Regions from separate parts of the Mus musculus genome. Here region 1 is linked to region 2. A link is a loop called in an ENCODE intact Hi-C map of the cell type or tissue named here. Cell type or tissue: heart. All regions are shown on one strand.

Region 1 (8,000 bases), 92 kb before region 2:
ACCAGCTCTCAAGGGAGGTGCTGCCTAGGCAAGAGGGCTGCCCTCCCTCCTGCAGCAGCTGGCAAGGGGGTGGGAGGCAGCTCTTCCTTGCTCACACCAAGTAGTTTTTCTTACGTGATTGGCCAGTTTTAAAATGACACACTGCATTAAAACGTTTAAGAAAAATAAGCTGTGCCTAGTGGCATAGGCCTTTATCTCAGCAATACAGAAGTCTGAGGCCAGAGGAGTCTCTAAAACTTGAGGCCAGCCTAGGATACATACTGAATTCAAGGCCATCATTGGGTATCTGAGACCCTATCTCAGAAATAAAACAAAAGGACTGTGCTGGAGAAGGCCCGGAGGGGCTCTGCGTTCTGGAGTGGCGCTGCTTGGGCCAGCTGCTTGCTGGGTGAGGGCTGCTGGTGTTACATTTGAGGAAAACTGCGACAGGATATGTTTGGCACTTCCCCCGACGGGATCCCAGCTGCCATGAGTGCTGCCCAGGAGTCTCATATGCATGCACGAGGTGAAGCGTTCAGCTTCCCCCGGCGGTAATCTTGTACCTAGCAATTGGGAGGCAGCAGACTTGGGCAATGAAGAAAGAAAACAAGAGTTCTTGAGACTTATGGGTGCAGAAAAGAACACACTGGTCATCTTGTTATAGGAGATCACAAATTAACATCTCACTTCTGATCAGGGGAAGAAGGCAAGAAAAGTCATGAAGAGCTGGAGAGAGTACCAGCAGAGCATGGACAGCAAGTTGTCAGAAGTTTAACATGACTTCCTATTGTAATACCTATGGGATAAGTCATAAGTTGTAATACCAATGGGATAAGTCCATGACAGGAGTTCATACTCATGTTTTTGACACTGTTGACTTTGCTTATTGCTAATATCAAGGTGTATTTTTTTTTTGTTGAAGGAAGAAAACCTTTGTAGTTGTATAGTCTGCTTAATATTAACTGACAGTAAAGAATGACCAGCGCACTGCGCATGGGCAAGTTCTGGGTTCTATTCCCAAGGAGATGGAAGAATTAAACAGCCTTCAATGGGAAAAGACTTCAAAATCTTGGAAATTAAAAACAAAAGGGAGGTGTGGCCAGGAGGCTGTCTCCTGGGTTAAGAGTGCTTGCTGCTTCTTCCAAGGACCCAAGATCACTTCCCAGTACCAAAAGCTGGCGTACAACCTTTTGGAATTAACCCAAGCTCCAGGGATCCACGACTTTCTTCTGGCCTCAGTGGACAGTTACATATAGGTAATGTAAAAACAGAGACGTGCTGGGCGTGGTGGCGCACGCCTTTAATCCCAGCACTTGGGAGGCAGAGGCAGGTGGATTTCTGAGTTCGAGGCCAGCCTGGTCTACAAAGTGAGTTCCAGGACAGCTAGGGCTATACAGAGAAACCCTGTCTCGAAAAACCAAAAAAAAAAAAAAAAAAAAAAAAAAAACCAGAGACGTATAAAGACAATTTTTAATGCTGGTGGCAGTGTTGTACACCTTTAATCCCAGGAATAGAGGGGCAGAGGAATCTCTGAAATTTCAGTCAATGTGATCTATACAGGTGAGTTCCAGGCTATCTAAGGATACATGAGACCCTGTCACAGGGTGGAAATGCGTTCCATTCCTAGGTAAAAGAATAGCATGCCCACAAGTTGTCCTCTAACCTTAATGCTCTCACAGAAAAATAAAATCATACACAAACATTTTTATATATTTAAAGGCAAAGAATTCTTAACCAAATTGACTAAAGATAGGAACAGTAATTCCCTCTGGAAAATTAGCTGGCTGTAAAAAATGAGTTATAATGAAAAGACAATAACCTCACTATAAAGGCCTGTCTTGAATTTTAATTTTTTACAAGATTGGACTTCCAGTTCCTAGTAATGTACATGGTAATAAACATGAAGAAGCATTATTCAAATGTAAATGCTAATTGTTTTTATGTTTAATTTAAGCACTATTTTTTTTTTGTTTGTTTTGGTTTTTTTGAGACAGGGTTTCTCTTTTAACCATGGCTGTCCTGGAACTCACTCTGTAGACCAGGATGGCCTCAAGCACTATTTTTTTAACCAGACTTAAAATTAATAGAAGCGAAAGAATCTTCAGAGTGGGAGGGGCTTCAAGAAAGAACGACAAAAAGGCTATACAGGCTATTTTAAATGTACAAAATTTATATCTGTGTATACTGCAAATAATGTGCCTTCCAAAAAGGCTAAAATGTAAAGGCAAAACAAATTATTTCACTGATGAACCACTCATTTGGTAATGTCTTTCTTTACATTTGGGTTTTTTTTTTTAAAAATCTAGAGATACTGAATAGAAGTATTCACAAAATATCCATTGGTTAGAGTACGGTGTTCGAACGAAAATGAAAGGTTTGTAACCGGTCGTTTCGCTGTAGTACTGTAAGAAAGCTTTTAAATAATTAGTGCAGAATTCCAGCGTAGTATTGCAACCCAGCGTCTGTGGCCATGTCACCTTTAAGTGTGTGCAGTTTGGAAGAGCAGAGTTAGTTGGGTATTGTTAAAACAGCGTCGTTGTGTCGTGCGGGGACGTTCTCATCTTCTGAATGAGCGAGAGGGAGAAGGGCCCCGCCGTGGTCCCCTAAGCAGTGAGGCTCTGGGCGAATAATCGCACGGGATGCTGCGTGACAGTGGCTGGACGCCCGCGCCATTGTGAGGTCGGCGGCGCGGATCCGAACCTGTATTACTTCTCGGTGAGGCGGACTTGCGGGCCCTTGGACCGAGGTCAGCTCCGAGTGGAGAACAGGTAACTCAGGGGCCGGATCCCTCCGCGACAAGTAGTGCGCTGTGCGCTTTCCCGAGCCCACGGCGGGCGCCGGAGATCGCGGACCTGGCTCCCGGAGGATCGGCGGGCACTGGCCCGAAGGCTAGGAGACCTTCGGCAGCCCGAAGGCTGGAGCGGGCCGGCGAACGGCAGGTGTCCGCCCCGCCCCCACCCCCGCGGGCAGGAAGAGGAAGCGGTGCGGCCCGGCCCCGGGGCCACCCGCAGGGCCTCGCGGGGCGGGGGCGCCGGAGCTACAAGAAGCGCGTGACCTAGTTCGTCCCGAAGTGGACTTGACAGGTTGTCATCGCGGCTCCCCGCCCCCACTGTCTTCCGGGTCTGGCTCCTCCCCCACCCTCGAGCTCCCACTGGCCTCGCCCAAGCTGTACTCCCTGCCATTGGCTTCAAACCAGGGGCCACGCCCCAACCCAGCTCGCCCTGCCATTGGCCACGCGTCCCAGGCCGCTCTCCCAGTCATTGGCTTCGTCCCAGAGGCCCCGCCCCCAGTCTTGCTGGTCCTCGGGTTGGCCTTGCAGCGCCCCTCTTTCGGCTCGTCCTCCTATTGGCCCCTCGCGCCAGGCGCCTTGCCTCCTATGGTCCGCGGTGGATTCCAGCTGGTCACTGTTGAGTTTGTTCCCGTGGGCATTCCGGTTTCTGTCGGCTTCCCTCCCTCTTTGCTGCGTTTCTTCCTGCTTTCTTTGGGTCTGGGAGCCCGGGCCTCGATACCTGGTCCCGGTCCCAAACTCAATGTAGCAGCGATCTACATTTGCCTCTGTACCCCGCCGCACCCCGCCCCTTTCAACTCCTTCTTCCCCAGCCCCCACGCACACCGCCTTCATTCCCTCACACCTCTCCTTAAATTCGGCTGAGTGGAACAGACTTCATTTCGAAATCAGGGAGAGGGGTTAAGTGATAAACGTCAATATCAATATTAGCTGGTTTTGGTTCCAGAAAGGAACTGGACGGCCCAGATCATTCAAACATTTTGTTGTTGATGGTGGTGGGGGTAGTGCTTTTCTTTGGGTGTGTCTTAGGTTTGGAGGTTTCTTCAAACAGGATCTCACCTCTCCCTTTGTATCTCTGACTGGTTTGGAACTCGCTAGTTCCTTGGTACGGGGTTTGACTGCAGAAGCCAGAGAGGGCGGCCGCTGGGTTCCTGGAGCCGCTGGTTGTGGGCCACCTAACTTGGGGGCTCCTCTGCAGAAGGTTTCATCTCTCCACCCTGGGATTGAATTTTTTTAATTAATTTTCATTTTATGTGCATTGGTGTTTTGCCTGCCTGTATGTCTGTGTAAGGATGTTAGATTCCAGTCGGAGTTACAGTCGCAAGCTACCTTGTGGGTGCTCGGAATTGAACTAAAGTCCTCTGGAAGAGCCAGAGCTGTGAACCTGAGTCATCTTTGCAGTCCCAGGACTTAGTTCCTAAAGTGACCAAATTTGTTACTCCAAAAATAATAGGCTGCCTTTCCTGAGTAGCAGTCAAATTTCCATTGTTTATGCAATATTGACATTTAAAATTTACATGTGTACTTTCTATAATTGAGCTAGCTTTTTTAAATCGTTTTAGAGAATAGAAATAAGCTGGGCAGTGGTGGCTCATGCCTTTAATCTCAGCTCATGAGAGGCAGAGGCAGGCGCATTTCTTAGTTTGAGGCCAGCCTGGTCTACAAGAGTGAGTTCCAGGACAGCCAGGGCTACACTGAGAAACCAAGGGGTGGGGGGGAGGGGGAGGGGAGAGAGAAGAAATAAACTGATAAAACTGCACAGTGCAATGTAGTCTCCAAGAGAAATTTAGTTGAAATTTGAAACTGGCCTAGCCTTTGCTGGTGAGCAGAGGAAGGGTTACAGATCCCAGGCCTGTCAGGGCTGTGCATTGAAACCCTGTCTTCTGGGGGTTGTCTTAATCCCCACTGTGGTAATTCTGGTACTCTCCGCATTTGGGATTTGGGGGCAGGAAGAATTCAAGGCCAGCCTCATGGGGAGTTCAAGGTCAGTATGAGCTATTTGAAACCAGCTCAAAAACAAAACAGCTGTTGAGTGTGGTGGTCTTGCCTGAGATCCCAGTGCTGGGGAGGCTGGAGTAAAATCAGGAGTTCAAGGCCAGCCTGGGCCACAGAAGACCCTGACCCACTTACTCTGCCACTCCCTCTCCACACCCATGACTTTTTCAAAATTACTAAAGTAGATGATCTTGTGTGCATGCAGGTCAGGCTCCGCAGATTGCCCTGTCAGGCTCATTAAGGCATTCCAGTTGACAGAAGTGGCCTTTTAGGTTGCATCCCGAGGTCTGCAGAGCTCCGGGATCCTGGCTGGGGGAGGCCCAGCTCTGTAGGTGCCTAGCTTGCGCAGTCCAGGCACACTGAGAACCTTCCCTCAGGGCTTCCCATTTCCAACTTTGCACTTGAGGCTTCGGGGCTTGTGTGTGGAGCTGCATCTCTTCTGACTTCTCAGGCCAGCCTTCAGTGTCAGCTGATCTGAAATGGGTCCTTTCCCTGCCCCCAACCAGGTACTTTCTGTCCTCTCCCAGTTACTTCCTTCAAAGCATGCTGCACCATCTGAAGCCTTCTTGTTTACTTAAAATGGCTGGTTCCCCTTCTCCCTCCAAGCTGGGCTCTTTCTATTTGCTAGGGCAGGTTTAGCAAATGCTTAGTGGATAAACAAATGCTTCCATGAGATGGGATCCAGTCAACAGGCAACCCAGTCTTCCTATTGGCTGGACCCCATGGTGTAGACACACCTGTGAACAAGAATTGGGAGAGGAGCTACTCTTGTAAACAGTTTATGATTCTTTCATTTTCTTACTTTATTTCCTGTTATTTCTTGATGAGCAGAGTAAGAACTAAGGCATGTGGACTCAAGGACAGCCTTTTGCCCACTTTGTTTCAGGTTGTGTACAGACTGCAGAGTCTGACTGGGCCCCGGGCTCGGGCCGGGCCCTGGCGGTGGCCCCAGGTGGGCAGATCCTTGGCAGGCAGCCCCCCTTTCCCCAGGGCAGCTCCAGGCTCTGCTGGATGCTGGTTCCAGTGGGGGAGGGGATCCCAGCTGCTGCCCTGGAGGTGGTTATAAGTGTCATCCCACAGGGCAGGAACACAGTAAAAAGAGGTTCTTCTCTCCTCCCCCACTCCAGCACTCTCTCAGTGGCTGGACCTGTCTGGTGTTTCTATGACACAGGCTTTGGCTAGGACAGTTTTAGAGCAGCTGCCCTGGAGTTTAAATGTAGCACCAACCTGCGTGCCCCAAACATACAGGATGAGCTTGGTGACTGCTGGTTAACGTTGGGTCTCTGTGATGCCAGTCTTGGTCTGTCTGTCAGTTTTAAGGGTAAAGACATGCCCTTGTATTTGTGCACAACTACCCAGTCCCAAACTGAGGTGTGGAGGCTTGTAGAAGCAGGCTGGTCAGTCATGAGGTCAAGGCTAGCCTCAGTAGCCATGTGAATTTGAGGCCAGCCTGGCCTACACGAGACCCTGTTTATAAAAACAAACATGTCAAACCAAACCATCTCAAAAAAGAATCCTGTGGGTATGGGGAGGTGGGGAGAGGGTTAGGGTGTGTGTGGGAGAAGGGGAACATGTGATCAGAATATATTGTATGAAAACAATCTAACTTTCAATAAAAGTGGAAATTCTAAATAAAATTTCTGTGGACATCCCTTTAGCTAACATTTTCCATCCAAGTCTGCTGTCATCTGGTTGCTCCCAGCTAGGGGCTGACCTAGGATCTCCTGTGAGCTCAGCAAGCACTGAGTCCAGCTCTGGCTCAAAGGTGCTCAGCTTCCTGCATTCTGAGCCAGAGTTCCCTGGCCCTGGGGAATGGGAAGTGTTGAGCAGATCACGCCCTGGGGCAGGGTAGAAACAGGGTGGGACCGGTATGTGCTGTGTGCAGGATAGTCACGTGGTCTCCCCAGGGCAGAGAGCCTACTGTGGGATCGGGATAGGTTTTGAGCCCTGCAATGTTCCTGTCCTGGAGGGCTACTAGGATAATGGAATGTATAACTAACGGTTTAGGAGAATTAGCCTGCCATCAACGGGATCATCTCAGGTTCTTAAAGGACACTCACTGCTAGCATTGCCATTCCAGATAAATCAGATTGAAGGATGGACACAGCTTAGACCTGGAAGGGTTTGCGGGGTCACATTGCACAGGTATTCCTCCTCCTGCAGGCTTGGGAACTGCCAGCCACCCCCAACCACATATAAGTCTCAGTTTCTTCCTCTATCAAGTGGGGCTAATAATACTGGACTTGACTATGTTCAGCGTTGGTGTGAGAATTGGAGGAGATTATGTTTCTGCCCAGACTTGGGAAAAGAACTCACTTGTGGTATCCTGAGGAGGGGAGGGTCAAGTGCATTCAGTGGGTAAGCTTGCCCTGATGCTAACAAAGTACCTGCATTGGCCTCTGCAGGCAACCACCATCTAGACCTGCGGCGAGGGTGGTGATGGATGCCTGCTGCTCAAGTGTAGCCCTGGGTGTCCCCAAGAGAGTGGGTTTGAAGGAAGGCTCTTAGGACCAGAGTTGGTTTAATAGCTACACACCAGGGCTGTCTCTCTCTGAGCCCCTGGTTTAAAAGGACATGTTAAGCTCAGGAAGAGGCAACCTGTTACAGGGTATTTTGTGATTTGTCTTCCTGTGGATGGCTTAGTCTCCTAAAAAGAGTTACCAAGAAAAAGGAAATTGTAACATTAGAGATGGTGGATGGAGCTGTGGTGGAGAAAGCTGAAGAAGCTGGAGGAGGCAGGAAACTTGGGTGTATCCCGTTTCAACCCCTCTGCCACTTGGATGGCCAAGGGACATCACATGCAGGAAAAAACACTCATACACATAAAATAATTCCTTTTTCTTTTTTTGGTTTTTCAAGTCAGCTTCTCTGTGCAGCCCTGACTCTCCTGGAACTTACTCTGTGGATCAGGCTGTCCTTAAACTCAAAGACCTGCCTGCCTCTACTTCCAGAGTACTGGGATTAAAGGAATGAGCCATCACACCCTACCCCATTAAAAAATATTTTTAATAAATTCTCCAACTCTGGGCTGGAGAGATGGCCCAGTGGTTAAGAGCACTGACTGCTCTTCCAGAGGTTTTAAGTTCAATTCCCAGCAACGGCATGATGGCTCACAACCATCTGCAACGAGATCTGATGCCCTCTTCTAGTGTGTCCGGAGACAGCGACAGTGTACTCACATACATGAAATAAATAAGTTGGTTTTTGGCAGTGGTGGTGCATGCCTTTAATCCCACCA
Region 2 (8,000 bases):
GCCCTACCATGTGGCTCCCCCCTCCCCCTTCAGGAACATTACTTAGGTTTTCTATAATAACTGAACTATTTTTCAAGATTTATTGATTTTTATTTTATGTTTATAAATATTTTGCCTCCATGTATGTAAGTGTACGTTGTATAAGCCTGTTGCCCTCAGAGGTCAGAAGAGGGTGTTGGATCTCCTGAAATGGGTGATAGATAAGTTTCCCTGTGGTACTGGGGATTAGAGCAGTCGGCGTTCTTAACTGCTGAGCCATCTCTCCAGTCTTTGTGTGTGTGTGTGTGTGTGTGTGTGTGTGTGTGTAGAACATGATTTTAATATTTTCAACTGTTAATATTCAACAAACAGAATAGTTATTTTAAGATATATTTCATAGTTATATCTCCTTTTCATTTCTGATTTCATTAAATATAATACTGTTTCTGTGCCCTCTGGTTAGTCTGGCTAAGGGTTTATCTAGCTTGTTGATTTTCTCAAAGAACCAGCTCCTGGTTTGGTTGATTCTTTGTATAGTTCTTTTGTTTCTATCTGGTTGATTTCAGCCCCAAGTTTGATTATTTCCTGCCTTCTACTCCTCTTGGGTGTATTTGTTTCTTTTTGTTCTAGAGCTTTCAGGTGTGCCTTCAAGCTGATAGTGTAAGCTCTCTCCAGTTTCTTTTTGGAGGCACTTAGAGCTATTAGTTTTCCTCTTACCACTGCTTTCATTGTGTCCCATAAATTTTGGTATGACATGTCTTCATTTTCATTAAATTCTAAAATGTCTTTAATTTCTTTCTTTATTTTTTCCTTGACCAAGTCATCATTGAGTAGAGCAACCAGATTCTATGTGTATGCGTGTCTTCCATTGTTTTTGTTGGTATTTAAGACCAGCCTTAGTCCATGGTGATCTGATAGGGTGCATGGGATTATGTGAATCTTCTTGTATCTGTTGAGGCCTGTTTTGTGACTGATTATATGGTCAGTTTTGGAGAAGGTACCATGAGGTCTGAGAAGAAGGTACATTCTTTTGCTTTACGATGAAATGTTCTGTAAATGTCTGTTAGATCCATTTGGTTCATAACTTCTGTTAGTTTCACCGTGTCTCTGTTTAGTTTATGTTCCCATGATCTGTCCATTGCTGAAAGTGGGGCATTGAAGTCTCCTTATTATTATTGTGTGGGGTGCAATGTGTGCTTTGAGCTTTAGTAAAGTTTCTTTTATGAATGTGGTTGCCCTTGAATTTTGGAGCATCGATGTTCAGAATTGAAGATTTTTCCTTTGACAAATATGAAGAGTCCTTCCTTATCTTTTTTGATAACTTTTGGTTGAAAGTCGATTTTATTTGGTATTAAAACGGCTGGCTACTCCAGCTTGTTTCTTGGGACCATTTGCTTGGAAATTGTTTTCTAGCCCTTTACTCTGAGGTGGTGTCTATCTTTGTCACTGAGGTGCGTTTCCTGTATGCATTAAAATGCTGGGTCCTGTTTACTTATCCAGTCTATTAGTCTGTGTCATTTTTTTGGGAATTAAGTTCATTGATGTTAAGAGATACCAAGGGAAAGTGATTGTTACTTCCTGTTATTTTTGTTGTTAGAGGTAGGATTATCTTTGTGTGCCTATCTTCTTTTGGGTTTGTTGAAAGATTACTTTCTTCTTTTTTTCTAAGGTGTAGCTTTCTTCCTTGTGTTGGAGTTTTCTATCTATTATCCTTTTTAGGGATGGATTTATGGAAAGATATGTAAATTTGGTTTTGTCATGAAATATCTTGAGCTGTAGGAAGTGCACCCAGAACTCGGTTCTCCCCCCCCCCCCAAAAAAAAAATCAGGGTTAAGTTTAGGGTTAGGTAATCTATGCTAATTGAGAGTTTTGCTGGGTATAGTAGCCTAGGCTGGCATTTGTATTCTCTTAGGGTCTGTATAACGTCTGTCCAGGATCTTCTAGCTTTCATAGTCTCTGGTGTAATTCTAATAGGCCTGCCTTTGTATGTTACTTGACCTTTCCCCCTTACTGCTTTTAATATTCTTTCTTTGTTTAGTGTATTTGGTGTTTTGATTATTATGTGATTGGAGGAATTTCTTTTCAGGTCCAATCTATTGGGGCTTCTATAGGCTTCTTTGTATGTTCATGGGCATCTCTTTTCTTCAGGTTAGGAAAGTTTTCTTCTATAATTTTGTTGAAGATATTTACTGGCCCTTTAAGTTGGGAATCTTTGTTCTCTTCTATTAGCCTTACCTTTTCGTTTGATCTTTTTGTTGTGGCCTGCATTTTCTGGATGTTTTGGGTTAGGAGCTTTTGGCTTTTTGCATTTTCTTTGATATTGTGTCATTCTTTTCTATGCATCTGAGATTCTCTCGTGTATGTGTTGGTGATTCTTGCATCTATGACTCCTGATCTCTTTCCTATGTTTTCTAACTCCAGGGTTGTCTGTCTCCCTTTGTGATTTCTTTATTGTGTCTATTTCTATTTTTAGATTTTGGATGGTTTTGCTCATTTCCTTCGCCTGTTTGATTGTGTTTTCCTGTAATTCTTTAAAGGATTTTTGTGTTTCCTCTTTAAGGGCTTCTAGCTGTTTACCTGTGTTCTCTTGTATTTTTTTAAGGGAGTGATTTACGTCCTTCTTAAAATCCTCTATCATCATCATGAGATGTGATTTTTAAATCAGAGTTTTGCCAAGTTGATGCCAAGTAACCTTGGTTTCTGTTGCTGATGTTCTTATGCTTGCCTCCACCATCTGATTATCTCTAGTGCTACCTGCCTTTGCTATATCTGACTGAAGTCTGTCTTTCCTGTGATCCTGGTTGTGTCAGAACTCCTCAGAGTTCAGCTGTCTCTGTGATTCTGTGATCCTGAGATCCTGGGTGTGTCAGAGCTCCTGGGAGTCAAGCTACCTCTGGGACCCTGAGATCCTGGTGTGGCAAAACTCCTGGGATTCTGGGATCCAGGGATCCTATGGTCCTGTGGTCCTGTGGTCCTGGGCGTGTAAGAGCTCCTGGGAGTGGGTCTTCTCTGGGAGTTGTGGGACTGGCTACAGAATTAGTGCCCAAGGTCTACTCAGGGCACCAGTCCAGACTGGAAGACCCATCTCTCCAGTCTTAAGTGGGCTAATTTACATTCTTACTATCAGCGCATATGAGGACAGTCTTTTATCTTAACACCAGTCATTTTTGTCTTATTATTTTTTATAGCTACTTGGGAGGATGAGATGACATTTTGTGGTTTTGGTTTTTACTTCTATGATGAGATATTTTCTTAGACATTCTCTGTCATATAACACACCCTCTTCTTGCTTTTGAGTTGAATGTCTTACATATGTTGCAAGTATATCACTTATTAATGAATAATTTGTACTTCACTTCCCATTCTGCAGGTTGTTCATCTTGTTGATGGTTTCCTTTCTTGGACAGATTTTCTTAGAAACCTTATTAGTTAAGTTTTTGCTTTAGTTGTTCTTGGTGTCTTCTTTCCCCCCTCCTCCCCATGGGCTTTCCATATCTAAAGATGTCTTTGTGATGAGGGGTGATTTTTGAAGCGCTTCTGCACTTTTAATAGTTACAAAGTTTTGGGTTTTATGGAATGATATGACCCAACTGTACATGTTTAGAATTAGGGGCCTGCTTTATTTCTTCTGCATTGCATGCTCACTTTGTGGAGCATCTTCCTTTCCTTTCCTTTCCTTTCCTTTCCTTTCCTTTCCTTTCCTTTCCTTTCCTTTCCTTTCCTTTCCTTTCCTTTCCTTTTTTTTAAAAAGTTTGTGTGTGAGGAGATACTGTTTATAGCTCAGTTTGGTCTAGAACTTACAGTATTAGTTCCATCCCTCTCAAGTTCTGAATTACACCCTACCTACGAGTTGTATATTTTAAAGTCAGGTATTATAGTTCTTCTAGGTCATGTGTCCCTATCCCTCTATACCCCTATCTGCTTTTCCACAGTTTCAGGATTGTTTTACCTTCTGAAGGCATTCATTTATTGAGTCAGGGCCTCATATATAGCCCCGTGTGGCCTGGAGCTCCCTATGGGTACCAGACTAGGGGCAAATTCATAGAGATATACCTGACTCTACTTTGGTTTGAAGCATGCACCACCATGCCTGGTCTTTCCTTATATATTTTGTTATTAACTTTTCTTGTTCCTTGAAGAAAATTGTTCATATTTTGATAGAAAATTGCATTCAATTGATGTGTTGATCAATTTGAGCTATGTTGTTTTTTTAAAAAGTATAATAGATTTTTTTCATGCAATATATTATGTTTTCCCTTCCCCCTGCTTCTATCAGTTCCTTCCCATCTCCCCTCTCATACCTAATCTTCAAGCTTTCTATCTCTCAGAATTACAAACAAGCCTCTAAAGAATAGCAATAAAATAAAACAAAGCAAACAAATCGGAATAGAACAAAACAGCCAAACAAGAAAAAGCCTAAGAAAGAGCAAAAGAAATGCACATAGATGGAGAGTGCAGACACTACACACTTGCTCATAGAAGCTGTAATATATACACAAAGTACTTGTAATTTTTTTTTTTTTTTTTTTTTTTTTTTTTTTTTTTTTGATATAGGGTTTCACTATGTAGCTCTCTCTGGCCTGGAAATAACAGAGATTTGCGTGCCTCTGCCACCTAGTGGTGGAATTAAAGGCAAACTAAGGTCCTGTAATTTTTTTTTTAAAGCCCTGACGTGTGTGTGTGTGTGTGTGTGTGTGTGTGTGTGTGTGTGTGTGTAAGAAGCGTCTACTGTATTAAGTTTCATACAATTTCTCAAATGGCTTTTGGCTTTATCTGTCCCTCCTTCCCTTCCTTTACTTCTTTTTATTTGATCATCCTGTTCCAATCTCTTCCCTACCCATCCATAAATATGTATTCAATTTCCCTTTCCTGCAGAGTATCCCCCCCCCCTCCCGGCTATACAGATTGAAGCTTGCTTATATCAGTGATTTAACGGCTAGCATCGACATATAAGTGACTATTTGTCTTTTTAGGTATGAGTAATTTCACTCAAGATGATTATTTTCTCTTGTCAACTTACCTGTGAATTATATATATATATATTTTTTATTAGGTATTTTCCTCAATTACATTTCCAATGCTATCCCAAAAGTCCCCCATCCCCCCCCCCCCCCATTCCCACTTTTTGGCCCTGGCATTCCCCTGTACTGGGGCATATAAAGTTTGCAAGTCTAATGGGCCTCTCTTTCCAGTGATGGACGACTAGGCCATTTTTTTGATACATATGCAGCTAGAGACATGAGCTCTGGGGGTACTGGTTAGTTCATAATGTTGTTCCACCTATAGGGATGCAGATCCATCTAGCTCCTCCATTGGGGGCCCTGTGATCCATCCAGTAGCTGACTGTGAGCATCCACTTCTGTGTTTGCTAGGCCCCGGCATAGTCTCACAAGAGACAGCTCTATCTGGGTCCTTTCAGCAAAATCTTGCTAGTGTATGCAATGGTGTCAGCGTTTGGAAGCTGATTATGGGATGGATCCTCGGATATGGCACTCTCTAGATGGTCCATCCTTTCCTCTCAGCTCCAAACTTTGTCTCTGTAACTCCTTCCATGGGTGTTTTGTTCCCAATTCTAAGAAGGGGCAAAGTGTCCACACTTTGTTCTTTTCTTGAGTTTCATGTGTTTAGCAAATTGTATCTTATATCTTGGGTATCCTAAGTTTCTGGGCTAATATCCACTTATCAGTGAGTACATATTGTGTGAGTTACTTTGTGATTGGGTTACTCAGGGTGATGCCCTCCAGGTCCATCCATTTGCCTAGGAATTTCATAAATTCATTCTTTTTAATAGCTGAGTAGTACTCCATTGTGTACATGTACCACATTTTCTGTATCCATTCCTCTGTTGAGGGGCATCTGGGTTCTTTTCAGCTTCTGTCTATTATTAATAAGGCTGCTATGAACATAGTGGAACATGTGTCCTTGTTACCCATTGGAACATCTTCTGGATATATGCCCAGGAGAGGTATTGTGGGATTCTCAGGTAGTACTATGTCCAATTTTCTGAGGAACCACCAGACTGATTTCTAGAGTGGTTGTACAAGCTTGCAATCCCACCAACAATGGAGGAGTGTTCCTCTTTCTCCACATCCTCGCCAGCATCTGCTGTCACCTGAATTTTTGATCTTAGCCATTCTGACTGGTGTGAGGTGGAATCTCAGGGTTGTTTTGATTTGCATTTCCCTGATGATTAAGGATGTTGAACATTTTTTCAGGTGCTTCTCTGCCATTCGGTATTCCTCAGGTGAGAATTCTTTGTTCAGCTCTGAGCCCCATTTTTTAGTGGGGTTACTTGATTTTCTGGAGTCCACCTTCTTGAGTTCTTTATATATATTGGATATTAGTCCCCTATCTGATTTAGGATAGGTAAAGATCCTTTCCCAATCTGTTGGTGGTCTTTTTGTCTTATTGACGGTGTCTTTTGCACTGCAGAAGCTTTGCAACTTTATGAGGTCCCATTTATCGATTCTCCATCTTACAGCACAAGCCATTGCTGTTCTATTCAGGAATTTTCCCCCTGTACCCATATCTTCGAGGTTTTTCCCTACTTTCTCCTCTATAAGTTTCAGTGTCTCTGGTTTCATGTGGAGTTCCTCAATCCACTTAGATTTGACCTTAGTATAAGGAGATAGGAATGGATCAATTCGCATTCTTCTACATGATAACCGCCAGTTGTTCCAGCTCATTTGTTGAAAATGCTGTCTTTTTTTCCACTGGATGGTTTTAGCTCCCTTGTCAAAGATCAAGTGACCATAGGTGTGTGGGCTCATCTCTGGGTCTTCAATTCTATTCCATTGGTCTACTTGTCTGTCATTATACCAGTACCGTGCAGTTTTTATCACAATTGCTCTGTAGTACAGCTTTAGGTCAGGCATGGTGATTCCACCAGAGGTTCTTTTATCCTTGAGAAGAGTTTTTGCTATCCTAGGTTTTTTGTTATTCCAGATGAATCTGCTGATTGCCCTTTGTAGTTCGTTGAAGAATTGAGTTGGAATTTTGATGGGGATTGCATTGAATCTGTAGATTGCTTTTGGCAAGATAGCCATTTTTACTATATTGATCCTGCCAATCCATGAGCATGGGAGATCTTTCCATCTTCTAAGATCTTCTTTAATTTCTTTCTTCAGAGACTTAAGTTCTTATCATACAGATTTTTCACTTCCTTAGAGTCACGCCAAGGTATTTTATATTATTTGTGACTATTGAGAAGGGTGGTGTTTCCCTAATATCTTTCTCAGCCTGTTTATCCCTTGTGTACAGAAAGCCATTGACTTGTTTGAGTTAATTTTATATCCAGCTACTTCATTGAAGCTGTTTATCAGGCTTAGGAGTTCTCTGGTGGAATTTTTAGGGTCACTTATATATACTATCATATCATCTGCAAAAAGTGATATTTTGACTTCTTCCTTTCCAATTTGTATCCCCTTGATCTCCTTTTGTTGTCTAATTGCTCTGCCTAGGACTTCAAGTACAATGTTGAATAGGTAGGGAGAGAGTGGACAGCCTTGTCTAATCCCTGGTTTTAGTGGGATTGCTTCTAGCTTCTCACCATTTACTACCTGTGAATTTTATGATCACATTTAAAAAAAACCCAAACTACCAATTCATACTCATTTCTTTTGGTGCCTTTGTGGCCAAACACTTAAAGAGCATAAACCAAGAAAGTTGCATTGAACCATTAGCAGAAAGTATCACAGATCCTTGTAAGGCCGAAATGGGACTCGCTTGTCAAACAAAGAGGCTGGGATGGGTTTGTGGAGTTCTTCCACGCACAGGACCTAGAAGGCGGCATCAGAAATACGCTGCTGGCTTTTGTGGGTGTTACTGGAGTAGGGGCTGTTCTGGCACATCTGAAAAGATATCCTTGTGAGTGCAGTAGGGGACTCTTAAAACTCCAGCCACCAAACTACATGCATCTGAAACATGTATTTATGAAGGTGGACTTGAAGCTGCCCAGTTCTACTGTAGCAACATAGCAAAAAGAAATTCGCTACAGGATTGTCGCTAACAAGAATAAATA

Evidence for each region. Peaks named below come from ENCODE experiments on the same cell type or tissue, not always from the same donor. Only the 100,000 strongest peaks of a DNase experiment are listed, where the experiment ranks them.
Region 1: a loop joins it to region 2, with 2.8 times the contacts of the local background. A loop is called at or near these places in 10 of 42 quality-filtered maps.

The regions. Positions count from the first base shown.
Region 1 is chr5:25,524,902-25,532,901 of GRCm38, reverse strand. It overlaps 1700096K18Rik (RIKEN cDNA 1700096K18 gene), which reads right to left and starts at 2,884. Exons shown (of 1, transcript NR_027388.1): 1 at 1,436-2,884. In heart, CTCF peaks have their summits at 3,315 and 6,461; DNase peaks (open chromatin) are centred at 3,171, 5,751 and 6,601; H3K4me3 peaks cover 2,284 bases; H3K27ac peaks cover 2,832 bases.
Region 2 is chr5:25,432,874-25,440,873 of GRCm38, reverse strand. The region is part of intron 2 of Kmt2c (lysine (K)-specific methyltransferase 2C); the gene reads left to right. Among named protein-coding and RNA genes, the nearest start is that of Kmt2c, 62 kb to the left of the region's middle. In heart, a CTCF peak has its summit at 4,589 (motif pointing left); a DNase peak (open chromatin) is centred at 4,603.